Linked DNA regions of Homo sapiens: region 2 is linked to region 1. A link is an interaction called in ENCODE POLR2A ChIA-PET data of the cell type or tissue named here. Cell type or tissue: Panc1. All regions are shown on one strand.

Region 1 (8,000 bases):
TTGCACCTGCACCTTCCAGATGGCCACCTTCTCTTCAAAAGCATCTGATCCCTCCTTTAATCTCCCCTGACGTCCAGAGTCAGTGTGTGTTAATCACAGAGTTATGCGGCAGCTTCATCCTGGAAGGAAAGATGATAACTACTCATTCTCTGAGTGTCACTCACAGCCTCCTCTTAAATAGAATTGGTGTGGGATCACAGAAAATCTCTTGATGAATTTCAGAGAAATCTCCTAGAGGGCCTCCCCCAAGGTATAACCCTCATCACTTTCAGGTTGACCAGATGCAAACACTGCATTTTTTTCTAACCCACATCCACTTTCCACAAAGCCCTCTCTGGCCAAATCCACACCATCCTTGACTCGCCCTCCAGCCTCCCTTAACAAGTGGGTATAATGCTTTAGAGAGGGCTGAACATATGTGCTCGTGTTTCTGCTCTTTTTATAACCCAGAAGTTGGGTTATAAAGTTGGATGTCAGAGGATAGTTCTGCATCCTCCAGACATTTTTATAGCTCTGATCCCCATCTCATGACAATCCTGGAGTACTTCAAGGCCCTTTGCTTTCCGGTGCTTGCTCCACTTTCCTGATCCCACTGAATTCTGCATCTCTTGCCTCTTGACTCTGAGCATGACTGATGGTGCATTAGCTCATATGTGGAACACAGTCTCCTCTCTTTGACCATCTCTAGACTCTTGCATGGCAGGCACTCAGGGCAGTACACTTTTCACTGAAGGTGTATTAGGTGGTGTGGGGCCTGGCTACATCGCAGGTCCGGCCATTAAGCAGCCTAAAAGTGACTATCTGACCCCTTAAAAAACAGGCTTTGAACTTAGGTTCGGTCCTCTACCTCTCTCCGTGGCATCTCTCCATGTGGCATCTCAAAAATCTGCTCATTTGAATTTGCAGAGCAATTTCACTTTCTTTGCTGCGGTCTGGCTGAAATGAACCAAGCCTAATTGGACCAAGACCAAACTATGTGAGCTCTGCCACACTGTCCACCAGCAGGGTGCTGGACGCAGCTTCTCTTTGATGAGCACCTGTATCTGTGGTCAGATTCAGGGTATGTGTATGCCTGTGAATTTGATTGTGCTGGGTCTGGGTGTATTTGTGTTTGCATCTGTATCTCTAGATTTCTGTGTCCTGAGAGAGTGTCCAGCTGTAATAATAATCATAGTAGCAAAAACGGGAGCCCACACTGGGCTAGGTACTGTCCAAGTACCTAACATGTAATCGTTACGACGTTCCTGTGTTATTATCATTCCTGTCTTACAGACAAGAGACCTGAGGTATAAAAAAGTTAAACAACCTCACCATCTCCTCAAGTGACTGGGGATCTCTGGGTGTGGGGTCCCCTTAAACATCTTTCTCTGTGTATTTTACATAGTTATGTGCTCTTATGTGTGTCCACATTCGTGTATGTATGTGTGCGTGTTCACAGACCCAGAAACCCCATAGTCTCATCCTGGACCCTTGCTTACCTTAGAGTTCATCTCTCTTGTCCTGGTCCTGGGAAGGTTTGTGTCTAAAGTGATAGGTCTTGGTGTGCGGACCGTGGACAGTGATGAGAGAAGATGATGTCTGTGCCTGCATTCCTGACATGATTGTATTCCCCCAGCTTGCCTGCTTTTTCAGTAGGACCAACATCCCATGTCTTCTGTGAGCTTCTCTGTAGAACCTAGTGGGAGAGGCCCTCTGGGTGACCAGGGCTTGGCACCTTTCTTTGGTGATGCACAGGTGTTGTCAGGCTCCACTTGTTAGGGCAGATCAAGACCAGGTAGGTTCCAGCTGCCATGTGAAGAGACGCATGCAGATTAGACATGAGGCAGGACTTCCTAGCAGTGAAGGTTAATGGATAAAGGACTATTAAAGGGCAATGGTGGCAGACAGCTTTCGCCTTGTTCTGAGCACAGGTGAAAACCCACCTCTCTAATGGTTTGAATGTTTACCTACTTCTACCAAATATTGAGGAGCTATTATTGCCTCACGCTGTGCTGAACATTTTACAAATGCCATCTCTAACCCTTAAAACAACTGAATAAGCACAGATTGTTGCAATTGTCCTCTTGTTATTGATGAGGAAATGAGGCTCAGAGAGTGATTTTTCCGAGGTCACACAGCTAGTGACAGATCCAGGGAACAAATTCAAGTCTTTCTGGCTCCAAAGCCCAAGCTCCTTCTACTGCATAAAATTATCTGCAGGCTATTTGCTGAATTCCTTGGGATATTTCTGTTTCCTTCGGTAAGTTGCCACCTCATGCTGGAGGGGCTGCTGTGTTTCTGTAATCCCAGGGTTTGCTGGCTTGGAGGGAGGCAGTCAGCAGTCTCCTTCTGAGCCATGCTAGCCATTAAAAGAGCACAAGGCTTTCCTCCAGCTGCTACTTTGTCCATCCTCACAAACTCTCAACACACTGATCCAAGGCTGATTCTACCCACTGTACAGTAAGGGAAACTGAAGCACCTGCCCACTGTCACCACCGCTGGCTTCTGGTGTCTTCCCATCCAGGTCCACCGTGGGACTTCCTGGTCCTGAGCCTCCCCTGCCTCACCAGCTTTCACCGTGTGGGCTGTGGCTGATAGTTGGGGGATCAGAGCCCAAATGCTCCACAAGCAGAAACTCATAACTTCCCTGCTGGGGCTCGGGGGACCCAGTTCTCCACCCTCCCTTTCCTAAGAATTGTTCTCAGGGGAAAGCTCTGAATCCTCACAGTGGCTTCCCAGGCCCTGCCTGATCTGAATCCTGCCTCTTGCTTTACTCACCTCTCCTGGACCACACCAACCACGCTGTCTGTCAATGTCCCAAAGCTCTCAGCTTCTTCTGTTTCTTCTACTTGAAATACTCCTCCCTGGTGAACTTTCTACCCTCTCAATCTCCTCTTACATGGACTTTATTTATTTATTTATTTTGAGATGAATTTTCACTCTTGTTGCCCAGGCTGGAGTCTAATGCTGCGATTTTGGCTCACTGCAACTTCCATTTCCCAGGTTCAAGCGATTCTCCTGCCTCAGCCTGCTGAGTAGCTGGGATTACAGGCATGCACCACCATGCCTGGCTAATTTTTTGTATTTTTAGTAGAAATGGGATTTCACCATGTTAGTCAGGCTGGTCTTGAACTCTTGACCTCAGGTGATCCACCCACCTCAGCCTCCCGAAGTGCTGGGATTACAGGTGTGAACCACTGTGCCCAGCCCTTCTTACGGGGACTTTCCTCAGGGAAGTCCTCCCTGGCCCTCCAGATCCTGCCAGGACCCCCGTTAGATACATTCAGAGCCCCCTGAACTATGCATTCATCATTCACAGCAAATTGCAGGCAATTATTTGTGTGATTGTTTAGTGTCCCCCTGCCCCAGACTACAGGGTGTGTGAAGACAGGGACTGGAAGGAAGGCACAGGCATGTGTCTTATCCATCACCATGACTCCAGTCCACAGTACCTGGCACGGAGTGGCTGCTCGATAAATATTTGACAGATGAATATCGACATGCTAGAAAGGAGGGAGGGAGGGAGGGAGGGGAGGGTAATCAGCCTCTGAAATCCCACGAGAATTTGGTTTGAAAGTTGCACCATGTCCTTTGAACTCCAGTGCTCACTAGCTCATTTTGCTGTAGAAATGTCAATGGCAAAGCCAGCAACCCTTTGAGGCCACTTAGGGGAGAAAACATATCACGGCAGGACAGTCAGAGGAAGCTGTTCCCAGGAATGTTGAGACTCCTACTCTGCGGGTCCCTGACTCACTTCCCAGACACGTCTGTGACGTTGGCCTCAGTCAAGGTGCTCATCACTCACAGGCGTGACTCCGTTGGACCCTGCAGTCCCAGATGACTCAGTCTCCACTCCAGCCAGACCTCCCGCTGTCTCCTGTGGCCTGCCAGCTGGGCTCCGAGGCCCTGACACTGCACGTGTGGAGGGCTGAGGTCGCCATCTCCACCACCACTGTCTCAGCCCTGCCCTCAGACCTCAGTCACTGTGGACTTTCTCTCCTTCCCCAAGAATGCTTCATTTGTCACCTCTTTCTTGAGGGAGGACAGGGAGGGACCAGGAAGTCAAATTCTACTCCTCTGATCATCCTGCCCCTCTTTCATTTCTAGGAGCCAGCCAAGGAGATGTATTTGCCCTCAGACCTCCTTGTGACCCCTTCAGGGAGGCCCCCAGGTGAGGCAGGCCTGCCCTCCATGGTAGAGTCTGAGCTTCACCATGAGTCTCACTCACCCCAGGGAATCTTGGAAACACTGAGGGAGGCTGTGAGAAAGGTTGGGATGAAGCACGGTGTCAGAGGCAGCCGCAGTGAAACTCCCGCTTGCTCATCGCTGTGGATGACCAGAAGTGGCTGTGCGTCCAGACCCGTCTACCCACTTAACCACCAGCCTGCAAAGTCAGGCCTGATGCAGCTGGAGCAGCTCAGTGTAGGCAGGGATGCAACCACAGGTCTCGGGTCAGAGAGGCTGCTCCATCCCTCACATCCCTGGGATGGTGCTTTCACCATCCTGTTTTTCTCTTATCCCAGGCATCTTTGCCTGGGAAAGTCCTTTAGAAATCCACAGCTGGCTTTTCCCAGAAGGCTGCCTGCAGGCACTCAGCAGTAAAGGGCTCTGTGTTCCAGCTAGAGTGAGCAGCCCCAGCTTTGACCTGGGTGCAATGCAGCCTGTGGGCTTCCCAGGATGCTCCCACAGGCGTCAGTGACTTGCGAACCTACTGGCCAAAGTATGGTCCCTGGAGCATCATATGGGACTACTGTACATGACTGACACCCGGAGGAAGGCTAATGTAGGCCAGCCTCCTCATTTAACAAATGGGTAAACTGAGGCCTAGGTCACACTGGCAGTGAAAGTGTGAGCTGAACCTGAAAGAAGGCCTTGTCTTTCCAAGGTGGGAGGTCTCCCTGTGAGCTTACTGAGTTAGGAGTCTCTGTCTTATCACCTCTATGTAGTCTCCAGTGCCAGCACCCAGCCTTGCTGAGAGATGAGTTTTAAGGGCCTGCCTCAGAGAGAGCTTAGAGGGGGCCCCCAAAAGAAGAAAAAGGTAAAAGGGAGGCTTTGCCATAGAAGGAAGGCTGCTTTAGGCTCTTCTCAGACAAAGTAAGCTATTCCTCTGAAACCCCAAGCAGGAGCTAATCAAGGACATTCCTTAACTTGAACTATTGTTTGTTTGTTTTTGGGACAGTGGTTCACTCTGTCACCCAGGCTGGAGTGCAGTGGCACTATCATGGCTCACTGTAGCCTTGACCTCCCAGGCTCAAACGATCCTCCCACCTCCTCCTGAGCAACGGGGACTACAGGCACGTGCCACCATGCCTGGCTAAATTTTTTATTATTTTTTGTAGAGATGGGGCCTCACTATGTAGCCCAGGCTGGTCTCAAACTCCTGGGCTCAAAGATCCTTCCACCTCGTCCTCCCAAAGTGCGGGGATTATAGGTGTGAGCCACTGCACCTGGCTTTAACCTGAACTCTTAACAGACTAGACAAGCAACTCACACCGAGAGCTATCCATACTTAAGCAAGAGAGTAAAATGGGACAGAGCACATATATATACAAATACGATGAGCCAGGCGTGGCGGCTCACGTCTGTAATCCCAGCACTTTGGGAGGCCAAGGTGGACAGATCACCTGAGGCCAGGAGTTTGAGACTAGCCTGACCAATATGGTGAAACACTGTCTGTACTAAAAATACAAAAATTAGCTGGGTGTGGTGGTGTACGCCTGTAATCCCAGCTACTCGGGAGGCTGAGGCAGGAGAATCTCTTGAACCTGGGAGATGGAGGTTGCAGTGAGCCGAGATCGCACCATTGCACTCCAGACTGGGCAACAAGAGTGAAACTCTGTCTCAAAAAAAAAAAATAATGATGTACAGCTTAAATTTTCTTTCCTTGTCTTTAAAATACACACACACACACACACACACACACAGAGGTTTCTTTATATTTGGGAAATTTTTTTATACTCTCTGGTGGGTAAAACAAATTAATGATGTTATATTTCATTATTGCAAATAACTTTGGAAGAGAGGATTGATCCTTGATCGCTGGTGTGGTGTTTTCAGAAAATCTTTCCATTTTCTTAACTGAAAGCTGTGTCTCTCCCCAGAGGGCAGGGAATGGGCAAGGCCCCAGGAAGGAAGCACCTGCCCTCACACCGAAAGGAATGTCTCAGCACTGCCCGGTGTGCATTTGCTTCCTTGCCGTCCCTCCTGCCATTACTACACTTCTTACTATGGCAGAGGGCCTACTGTCCCTGAGTGCTCAGTGCCAGGCCCAGGATCTTCAAGAGACAGCGTGAGAAGGCATGCAGCATAGAAGGGTGGATTGCCGGGTAGAACCGTGAGGCCCTCAGAGGGGATGTGGGAAGCCTGGGAGTAGCAATGGGCATTGAGTTACGTAGGGAAGATGGAAATAAGAAATATAGGCAAGAAGAGAAAGAAATTAGCATTTTTTGAGCACCTACTAAGTGCCAGGCAACATACAACAAGAGGAATCAATTACATGGGGCCCGGTAATTTACCAGGCACTTTCCTACAATCTCTCTCCCTCTCTCTGTCCCATTTTCCATAACGCTTTTCACCTCTGAGTGTCAGATTATATATGCATCTACTGATTTACTTGTTAACTGTCTGCTCCAATGGAATGTAAATTCACAATGATATTTCTGTAGGTCTAATGTACTGCTGAGCCTAGCACATAGCAGTTTAGAGTTTAGTCAACAGTCATTCAGTGAATAGATAAATAAAATCATCATGATAACTTTTTTGAGAGGGATCTTCTTCCACTTCTTCCCTCCATGTCATCTGCCTTATCCATGAACATTATTTCATCTGGTCTTTACCACACTATTGTAAAGGTAAGTTCTCTTTTTTAGAGTGAGGAGGTTTGGGCTCCGAGAGGGCAAGTGTCTTGCTCAAGGTCACTCAGCAAGTAACTGTCAGAGATCAGATTTGAACCCAGGACTCTCTGCCATCTTTCCCCACAAAGAGAGAGAGCAGTTCAAGGACATGCTGAGAAGCAAGGGCAGATGATACCCACTGTTACAGCTGCCCCTAGACAGATCCCAATGCTCTGCAGTGGTGAGGAAGAGTGTGCCAGCAGGACCTGAGGATCTGGGGCAGTCCCTGAGCCCTTGAGCTCCAGCCTTCTCATCTGTAAGATGAAGGCTTCAACTAGATGAAGGCTGAAATCCCTTGCAACTCTGAGATGCTAAAACATGATCTTCTTTGTGATCATGGACCTGAGCCAGAGGACTTGTGCACTGAATTCCATCTTTCCCCTACGTCTGTATATAGTGCCCAAAGTCCAGCTAGTTCATATGGACCTTTGTCACACAGGGGCATAGTGGAACTGGGGTGGGCTAAACCAGAGGCAGAGAGGCCTGACCACAGTGGGGACAAAGATGAACATTGAGGCAAGGGCAAAGGGGGATTGTATGGGGAAGGAAGACGCAACAGAGAGGGGAGCAGGGGCCAGGCCAGAAGCATTCTGGGTGGCCTCCCTCAAGCCATCCCCATGTCCCTGCAGGTAGCTCTTGCCTCCTCTTCCCTTTCCTGTCATTCTCTCTTTATCACTCTACTGCACTGGACAGAAGACAGAACTGAGTGTATTCCCTTGCTTTTTTCCCCATGCTGGATAGTCCTTGCTCTCCATTTCAGAAGTGAACTGGCTCTACATTTTTCTTTCAAGCCCATTTTTCTTCCATATGGCTTATGTTTCTGCCAATGAACCTGACTGACGCCTTTTCCCTTGGATCAGTATCCTTAGCAGGGTCTCTGGTGTCTAGGGCCCTGTCAGCAGCTCCCTGCATAGTGTGAAGATGCTGTCCCCATGAGAGTGCTTAGCATGAGGCAGCTTCCTTGGGGAACACACCTCTCGCCCACACCTGATGGGTGCACCCTTGAATAGTGCCCTTCACTGCCCACCCTTGCCCTCTGCTCCACCTTTGCTTTGCATGGCAGACTAGGGATTAGGTGACTTGCATTGTGGACTGGGGATCCCTGGGAGCTGAGCCAATGCCATCTGT
Region 2 (8,000 bases), 84 kb after region 1:
CAACCTTGCATTCCTGGGATAAATCTCATTGAGTCATACAGTATACTCCTTCATATATGTTACTAACTTCATTTTGCTAGTATTTCACTGAGTATTTTTCCCACAAGAATGTGATCCAGGAAGGAAGGGCTGCATATGCCCCACTCGCCACATTGTCCCCATTCCCTCTAGCAATGCCAGGCACAGAGAGTGCTCAGTGAACCTCAACAAGTGAATGAAAAAGTCAATCTATAAAACACAGGATCTCATGGGCCTCCAAAGAGTTCACACTAGGAATAGTGACCATCATATTATCACAAATGTCTAAGTATGCATAATCCACATAAACTGGAGAGTCAAGGGAGGTTATAAAAAACCCAAACTTAGAATGAAGCCCTTGCTGAATGAGGGGGCATTGGGTGGCTTGCTCCACTACAGTCAAGGGTGTCTCACTTTAGGTTCCAGACCAAGAGGCAGAAGCTTATGGGGACGTGGGGCCCTCTCTCCACATACAGGTCCCCCCAGACTAAGGAAACATGCCAAGGTCTCAGGTGGTGACATATGATCTAGGACTGCCATGAGCAAACATAAGACAGATGAGTGGATATTTTGTGGAAAGCAGGGTCTTATCTGCTGTGGTCTGGGTAGGGATCTGTGGACCCTGTGGCAGTCAAGCTTGTCCTTGTTGACAGGTATGATCTTAATGCAACTTCTAAGCAGGTTTCTTAAGCTCATCCTGAGACCACAGTTATTAATCTAAACTCTGGGGGCTGACATGAGGATTAAATGAGATAATAAATGACGACCCCTTAGCATGATGCCTGGCATAGACTAAGTGTTCAGTAAATGGGGACATTATTGTTTTATGCTAACTTTTATTATTGTTTTATGCTTTTATTATTTTTACAATTATTTTAGAAGGATGTCCACTGACAGCCAGACTCTGTTATAGCTTCTTTTTATTCATAACTTCAAAAATGTGGCAGTCTCTTCCAGTAGGCACCATTTGAGTCAATCCAAGACCCAAAGAGCACAAGGTGCTCCCCAGGAGCAGCTGGCTGGGCACCACCCTCACCTGCTATCTGGACACAGATGAGGGGTGCTTCAAGACAAACAGGAAAGAAAGCTTTTCTTTCTCCCTGAATAAAAGCCCTGGGGGCAAGGGAAGTTGCCCTCCCTCTCACCCTCTGTCCCCCTACCCCATTTCAGGCTGGCTGTTTATGCCCACAATAAGGACAGTCCAGTCACAACACAAAGGCCATGGCACAAGAGGGCACCATAGGAAGAAAGCTGGGCACAGCCAGAGAGCTGGGTGCCCTGCCTGCCAGCTCTAAGAGGATCCCTGGTTCTTCTGTCCTGTGTGGTGGGAACTCCTCTCTGGATTCTGGCACCAGACTTCTAGCTCTTCATCTCCTCCATACCTGCCTTATCAGAGCAAGGCAGAATACAGCAAGAACGTATTTGCTGGTCTTTTAGCAACCAGTGTGCTTGCTGAGCCAGCCTCAGGCCCTTCCCTTCCAGGAAACAGAGCAGCAGAGTCAGCCAGGCCAGGGCTTTGGCTTGAAATGCCCCCATGACCAACCAGCTGTGCTCTCAGCCCAGGTGAGCTTCTGTGGGACCACAGCCCAGATCACCTCATAGACTCCTTACAAGTGATATGGATTCCATTGCAGCCATAGGTGGAGTTGACTAAGACATTGAAGGAAATTGAAAAGAACAGTTAGAAAAGTAGAAGGAGAACTGGGGCACCAACAGGATGTGAAGACCTGTAGGGAAGGAAGAGGGAAAGAGGATGGGCCTGAAGAGGCCACAGGGTCTGGCAGTTGTGAGGCCACAAGTGGCTGTCTGGTGCAAATTTTCATAGCTAGAGAAGGTGTTCAGGTTGTCTGTCCAAGGATGTTCATTCAGAATTGTTTATAACAGGGAACCATCGAAAATAACTTCAAGGTCCAGCCCCAGGAGACAAATAAATAAATTGTGGTTCAGCCATGCACAGGTAAAAAAAACATTAGTTCACAGGTTTTGTTTGGCTATGAAGGAGAAGGGGATTGTTTGCGAACATTAAGAAGATTGAGAAGTTTTATGGGAAAAAAATCCAGATGTCCAGCTTCTCTTGAACATCAAAAACTCTGGCAACACTAGACCCTCATTTCCACTTGACATGACTCTGGCTGGAGCAAGAAGCAGCTGCGTCCTTCAGATGAGGAAGTCCCTCCAGGTGGCCAAGGTTTCTACCCACCCTGTCTCTCATGCAGTTTCATGTCAGTATCTGTCAGCTATGGGTAGAGATCTTGTGCATGTTCTTCCCTGAGCCTGGAACATTCTCCTCTTCACCCCCAACCCAGTGCCCTGATGAGTCCTTTTGATTTTTCAAAAATTAGCATTAATGTCACCTCTTCAGGGAAGATTTCCCCAACTACTACATAGTGAGTTGGGTCATCCTGTTTCAGGTTCTCCTTGCATCCTTGTAAAACTCTTCACTACTGTCACTAAAGAAGTGTCTGTGACAGCTCTCTGTTACAGAAGAAGTCCACTCAGTGAATACAGAAGGAAATACAAAGTCACCATTAGAATACCAGATGCCCCTGAAGGCAAGATCCACCCATGGATATTAAACTCAGTGGGTGAAAGTTTAAGAAATATGATATTTACATAGTCTCAAAATATTTTCCCCAAAACAAATTTTTATTAATTACAAAGGGGAAAATAGTAACTTGAGAGTGAAGAAACCTAGCAGATTTCACTTTAACCAAGTGACCAAGGTTAACGTCACCAGTAATAAGTTGCGTTGACATCCTGTACCCCTTGATAGGATGCACTGAGAAAGGCATGTCACTTCTGTGGTATCCATCCCAATAAGGCATAACCTCAATCTAATCATGAGAAAACATCAGACAAACCCAAACTGAGGGGCATTCTACAAAACAACTGCCCAGTACTCAGAAAAGCCTTAAGGTCATGAAAGACAAGGAAAGACTGAGGAACTGTCACAGATTGGAGGAGATTAAGGAAACACGACAATCAAATTCAAAGTGAGACACAGGATCAGATCCCAGAACAGGAAAAAAAAAGTAGAAAAGAAAGTCTGTGCTGAATGGCATTATGCCAATATTAATTTCTTAGTTTTCATAATTGTCATACTGTATAGTTATGTGAGATATTAATCTCCGGGGAAGCCTTGTGAAGGGTATGTGGAAGCTCTCTGCATCATTTCTGCAACTCTTCTGTAAGTCTGAAATCATCTCAAAATTGAAAAAAGTCAAAAAGGTATGTGTGTAATTATTTGCTAGATGCCTGTGTCCCCTCCTGGGAGCCTATAAACTTCATGAGGATGTGGACAGGGACTGTGAATGCACTATCTTTATTCATGATTGAATCCTGGTATTATGGAAAGTGCTTTACACATAGTGGGTATTCAATTAATATGCGCTGAATAAACAGATTCATAGTTATTGACACAGAAAAATGTCCTTTGCATATTATTAAGTAAAAAACCTAGGATACAAAACAGCACAGTGGGATCAACAGTATGATCCCATTTTTTGCTTTGAAAAATCATATACCAATATTTGTATAAATGAAAAGACTATAACAATTTAAAAATGAAATGTTGCCAGGTGCAGTGGCTCACGCATGTAATCCCAGCACTTTGGGAGGCCAAGGCGGGCGGATTACCTGAGGTCAGGAGTTCGAGATCAGCCTGGGCAACACGGCGAAACCCCGTCTCTACTAAAAATACAAAATTAGCCGGGCGTGGTGACACATGCCTGTAATCCCAGCGACTCGGGAGGCTGAGGCAGGAGAATCGCTTGAACCTGGGAGGCGGAGAATGCGGTGAGCTGAGATCGCGCCATTGCACTCCAGCCTGGACAACAAGAGTAAATCTCCGTCTCACAAAAAAAAAAAAAAAAAAAAAAAAAAAAAAATGAAATGTTGACAGTGGTTATCACTGGACGATAAAGTTTTGGGTATTTTTTTTCTTCTTTTTACTTTGCTATAAATGTATATATCTTGAGACAGAGTCTCGCTCTCTCGCCAGGCTGGAGTGCAGTGGCATGATCTCGACTCACTGCAACCCCCACCTCCCAGGTTCAAGTGATTCTTGCCTCAGTCTCCCAAGTAGCTGTGATTACAGGTGGCCGCCACCATGCCCAGCTAATTTTTGTACTTTTAGTAGAGATGGGGTTTTGACATGCTGGCCAGGCTGGTCTTGAACTCTTGGCCTCAAGTAATCTACCCACCTCAGCCTCCCAAAGTGCTGGGATTACAGGCATGAGCCACCACGCCTGGCCTACTTTGCTATATTTTCTAAGCTTACTTAGATTTTCACGAACTATTTTTATGTGCAGAAAAAAAAGTGTGTATATACGCATACATAAAGAATGCCCTGAGCACTGTGCCCGGGTTCGTGTGTGTGTGCAGACCTGGAGCCAGACCCCCGAGGGCTGGGCAGAAGATGCAGGTGTCTGAGCCCTGGGAGGTGGTGACCCAGCAGCATGGTGACTGAAGTCAATGGAGGGGCGAGGTGCCAAAAGGGCAAGTTAATTATCCTCCACTTCTCAGCTTCTCCATTCAGCCAGCTGGCACTTTCTGAGCAAAATTCTGAACTCGTGTATTAATTTTCTCGAGCTGCCATAACAAATGGTCACAAACTGGGTGGCTTAACGCAGGAATGTATTCTCTCACAGTTCTGGAGGCTAGCAGTCTGAAATCAAGGTGTTCACAGGGCCATGCTCCCTCTGAAGATGCTAAGGGGGAATTCTTCCTGGCTTCTGATGGCTCCTGGCAGTCCTTGGTATTCCTTGGCTTATACGTTGAGTCACTTCAATCTCTACCCTCGTCATTACATGGCCTTCTTCCCTGTGTCTCCTCTGTGTCTCTGTATCCAAATCTTATAAAGACATCAGTCATTGGATTTAGGGCCCACCCTCATCCTGTATGACCTCATCTTAACTTGATTACATCTGCAAAGACCCTATTTCTAAATAAGGTCACATTCACAGGTATCAGGGGTTAGGACTTGAGCATATTTTTTGGGAAGAGGCAATTCAACATACTACAACTAAGAACTACCCTGTACCCATTTTCTATCACTGTGTAACACACCACTTCAAAACTTAGCTGCTGAAAACAACTATTTTATTTGCTCATAATTCTGTAAGTCAGCAATTAAGGCTAGGCTCAGCTGAGAGATTCTTTCCTTAGTCTCCCCTGGGCTCATTAGTGGGGCTGCAGTCTTCTGGTGGCTTGACTGAGGGGGAAGGTCCAAGAAGGTCATATTCATGTCTGACACTTGGTGCTGGCTGTAGTGAGTTGGTCTGGTGAGCCTCAACTGGGATGGTATTTGTCTACTCCACGTGGCTTGTCATGCTCCATCAGGCTAGCCCAGGCATGTTCACATGTAGATTGGCAGATGCTAAGAGGACAAGAGCAAAAGCTGCAACGCCTCTTGAGGACTAGGCTGCTGCATTCTGGTGGTCAAAGCAAGTCACAGGCAAGCCCAAATTCAAGGGGTAGGGAAAGAGACTTGACCTCTTCAAGGAAAAAGTAGCAGAGTTATGTTGCAAAGGGGCATGCACATAGGAATGGGAGGGGTTATTGAAGCCATCTTTGCAAACCATCTACCATAGACTTCAAGTTCTGAGAGGATAAGATAAACGGATTCAGGCCTTGACCTTAAGAAGCAAGTCTAGCCCCCTGACTATGAGGCACTGCAGCAAGTGCCATGTGTTAGAATAAAGGCACAGGAAAAAGCAGTGAATTCCCTGGTGTGTGTGTCAGAGAGCTAGTAGGAAGTGAAAACTGAGCTGCCCATTTGCCCTCTAAGTCCCAAGTCAAGGGCCTCTCATCTGTGTCTGGTTCTGGATAATGACCTCCATGTCCTGGGCCCTTAGGGCTCCAGATACAAGCTAAAATAATCACAGTTTAACACTAAAGCAAAGATGGCATGGTCTCAAATCCCCAAAGAAGCAGTTATGTTCTCATGCTGACTGAGGCAAGAAAAGGTTTCCCAACATGAGAGTTGGTGCAGAAATGGGCTTAGAGCTAACCCTTGACAGAATCCCTTTTCCCTCCCTCACAGATAAACACTTGCCCTCTTCTCCAGTGACTGCTCAGGAGAGGTCTAGCTGCCCACACTTCTGTGGGAGGAAAAACTCCAAGTACACACATCTAATATGCCATCAGGGGGTGGAATCCTGGCTGCATTTTTTTCACTTGTAACTTTGACCGTCTTTCCTCATATGTGAGATGTGGATTCATAGGGCTACAGTAAGAACCAGAGAGAATTCTTTGCAAACACTGTGGAAATTGTGCCATTATCTGTAAGGACATGTGTAGCTCTTGGCTCATTCATTTACTTAATCATTCTTTCTTGTAATGTTTAACTCCATTTTGTCTGCCCAGAACAGCATCCTCCATCTCCCAGGATCCACTCCTCACTCTTTTCTGACCATGATCTTTGAATGGGAAATGCCATATTCCTGGATACCCTCTTCACAGTGATTGGTCCAAGGTTGAGTAATTGGCTCAAGTTGGGTCAGTCAGCATTCTTCCCTGAAATTTTTCAGTGTGAGAATATAAAGAAGTAGCTTATTTCCCCTGTGGATTTGGAGCCAGAAAGTGCTGGAGCCATTTATAGTCAAGTCTTTCACCATGGGGAGGAACTGGAGCGAGGGCAGAAGGTGCAAGTGAATTTTGGTGCGGTGTCAGTCCTTGGTTCCAGCTGTCTCTGAGGCCCACCTACACCCTTCTCTTCCTGCAGTTATGAGAACTTTCCCAGAGAAACTTCTTTTTGCTTAAACTTGTAAGCAAAGGAATCTTGACTAAGACAGATACTTTGTTGAATGTTTATTGAGCAATTCCATCTGCCAATCCCTGGGGATACAACAGAGAAGACATGGATCCTTTCCTCTGAAATGTCATAGTGGCAGAGAAGACAACAGGCAGGTGATGGGGGCTGCCACAGTCGTAGCGCAGAGCAGGCATGCTCCACTTTGCTTAGGGGAGTCCACAGACGTCTCATAGGAGGAAGAGGTGCCTACCCAGAGCCTTAGGTAAGACTCCCTAGTGGTGAGGCGGGGGTGGGTGGGGAAGTGCAGGGCTGTGGGGAGTTGCAGAAGACTGTTGGGATGTGAGGGATAGACGAAGCCCTAACAGTGTGTATAAAGGCACAGGATATGGATTGACACAACCCTGTCGGGGAACAGAGCATTTCCTGGGGGCTGGGACTCAGGTGGAGAAGGAGACAGGGTCAGATCAGAAGGGCCTTGTGGACCAGGCTTCAGAGCATGACAGTAGTGGGCGGCTGCTGAGGAGCTGGGTGCAACCGGGGTCGTCGTACTTGTAGGAAGAGGTGTACCAGGCGAGATACAGGCACTGGGAGGGCTGCTTACGGCATGCTAAGGCAGTTACCTAGTTTCTACCTACAGCCTTCACCCTGCACCTTGGGACACTCACCTGCAGGGGGTCGGCAGGTGCAAATGCAGCTCCTTCATGCAGACAAACTCAGCTTCCTCCCAAAGCTGGTCCTGTCTTCAGGACCATGGGATCAGGCCAGCCCCTCTGCACATCCTGCCTGCCCCACTCAGCAGCAGGCAGAGGCCGGCAGTCCCACGGCAGACTGGCTTTGCTGTAGGCACCATGCCCTCTGTTCCTGTGAGATCCTGGAGCAAGCTGCCCTGGCAAAAAACATATCTACTCACAATTTTAAAAGCAGCAGAAACAACAAGTGAGCCCTTTGGTTCACACAGGAGGAAAACAGACATTTAGAGGAGGAGGATCTGTGTGGAGCCCCTCTCAGCTGCGCAGGACCAGAGGTGGCCTCCTTCTAGGGATCAGAGAGCCCTTCTTTCCTCCAGCAGTCCTTGAGTGACAGGCACCCTCTCGGGGGCTTGGTACACCAAGCAGAAGGGCCCCCAATCCAGGGGCAGCCAAGAGGTCAGCCCATGTGGAGCCTATGAGCTGGAGAAAAGAGCAGGTGGTCAGCTCAAGGTGAAGGAATTTCTTGGACACTTGTACCT

What was found. ChIA-PET counts read pairs that join two places held together with the same protein. Peaks named below come from ENCODE experiments on the same cell type or tissue, not always from the same donor. Only the 100,000 strongest peaks of a DNase experiment are listed, where the experiment ranks them.
Region 2: POLR2A ChIA-PET joins it to region 1 with 15 read pairs; 4 of 35 experiments call an interaction of 5 or more read pairs at or near these places.

Annotation. Positions count from the first base shown.
Region 1 is chr3:134,423,352-134,431,351 of GRCh38, reverse strand. No RefSeq gene overlaps it. Among named protein-coding and RNA genes, the nearest start is that of MIR4788, 10 kb to the left of the region's middle. RefSeq lists enhancers at 3,376-4,121, 3,246-4,445. In Panc1, no CTCF peak of the experiment used is centred here; a DNase peak (open chromatin) is centred at 3,731; H3K27ac peaks cover 397 bases.
Region 2 is chr3:134,338,945-134,346,944 of GRCh38, reverse strand. No RefSeq gene overlaps it. Among named protein-coding and RNA genes, the nearest start is that of MIR6827, 25 kb to the left of the region's middle. RefSeq lists an enhancer at 5,042-6,241. In Panc1, no CTCF peak of the experiment used is centred here; no DNase peak of the experiment used is centred here; H3K27ac peaks cover 4,589 bases.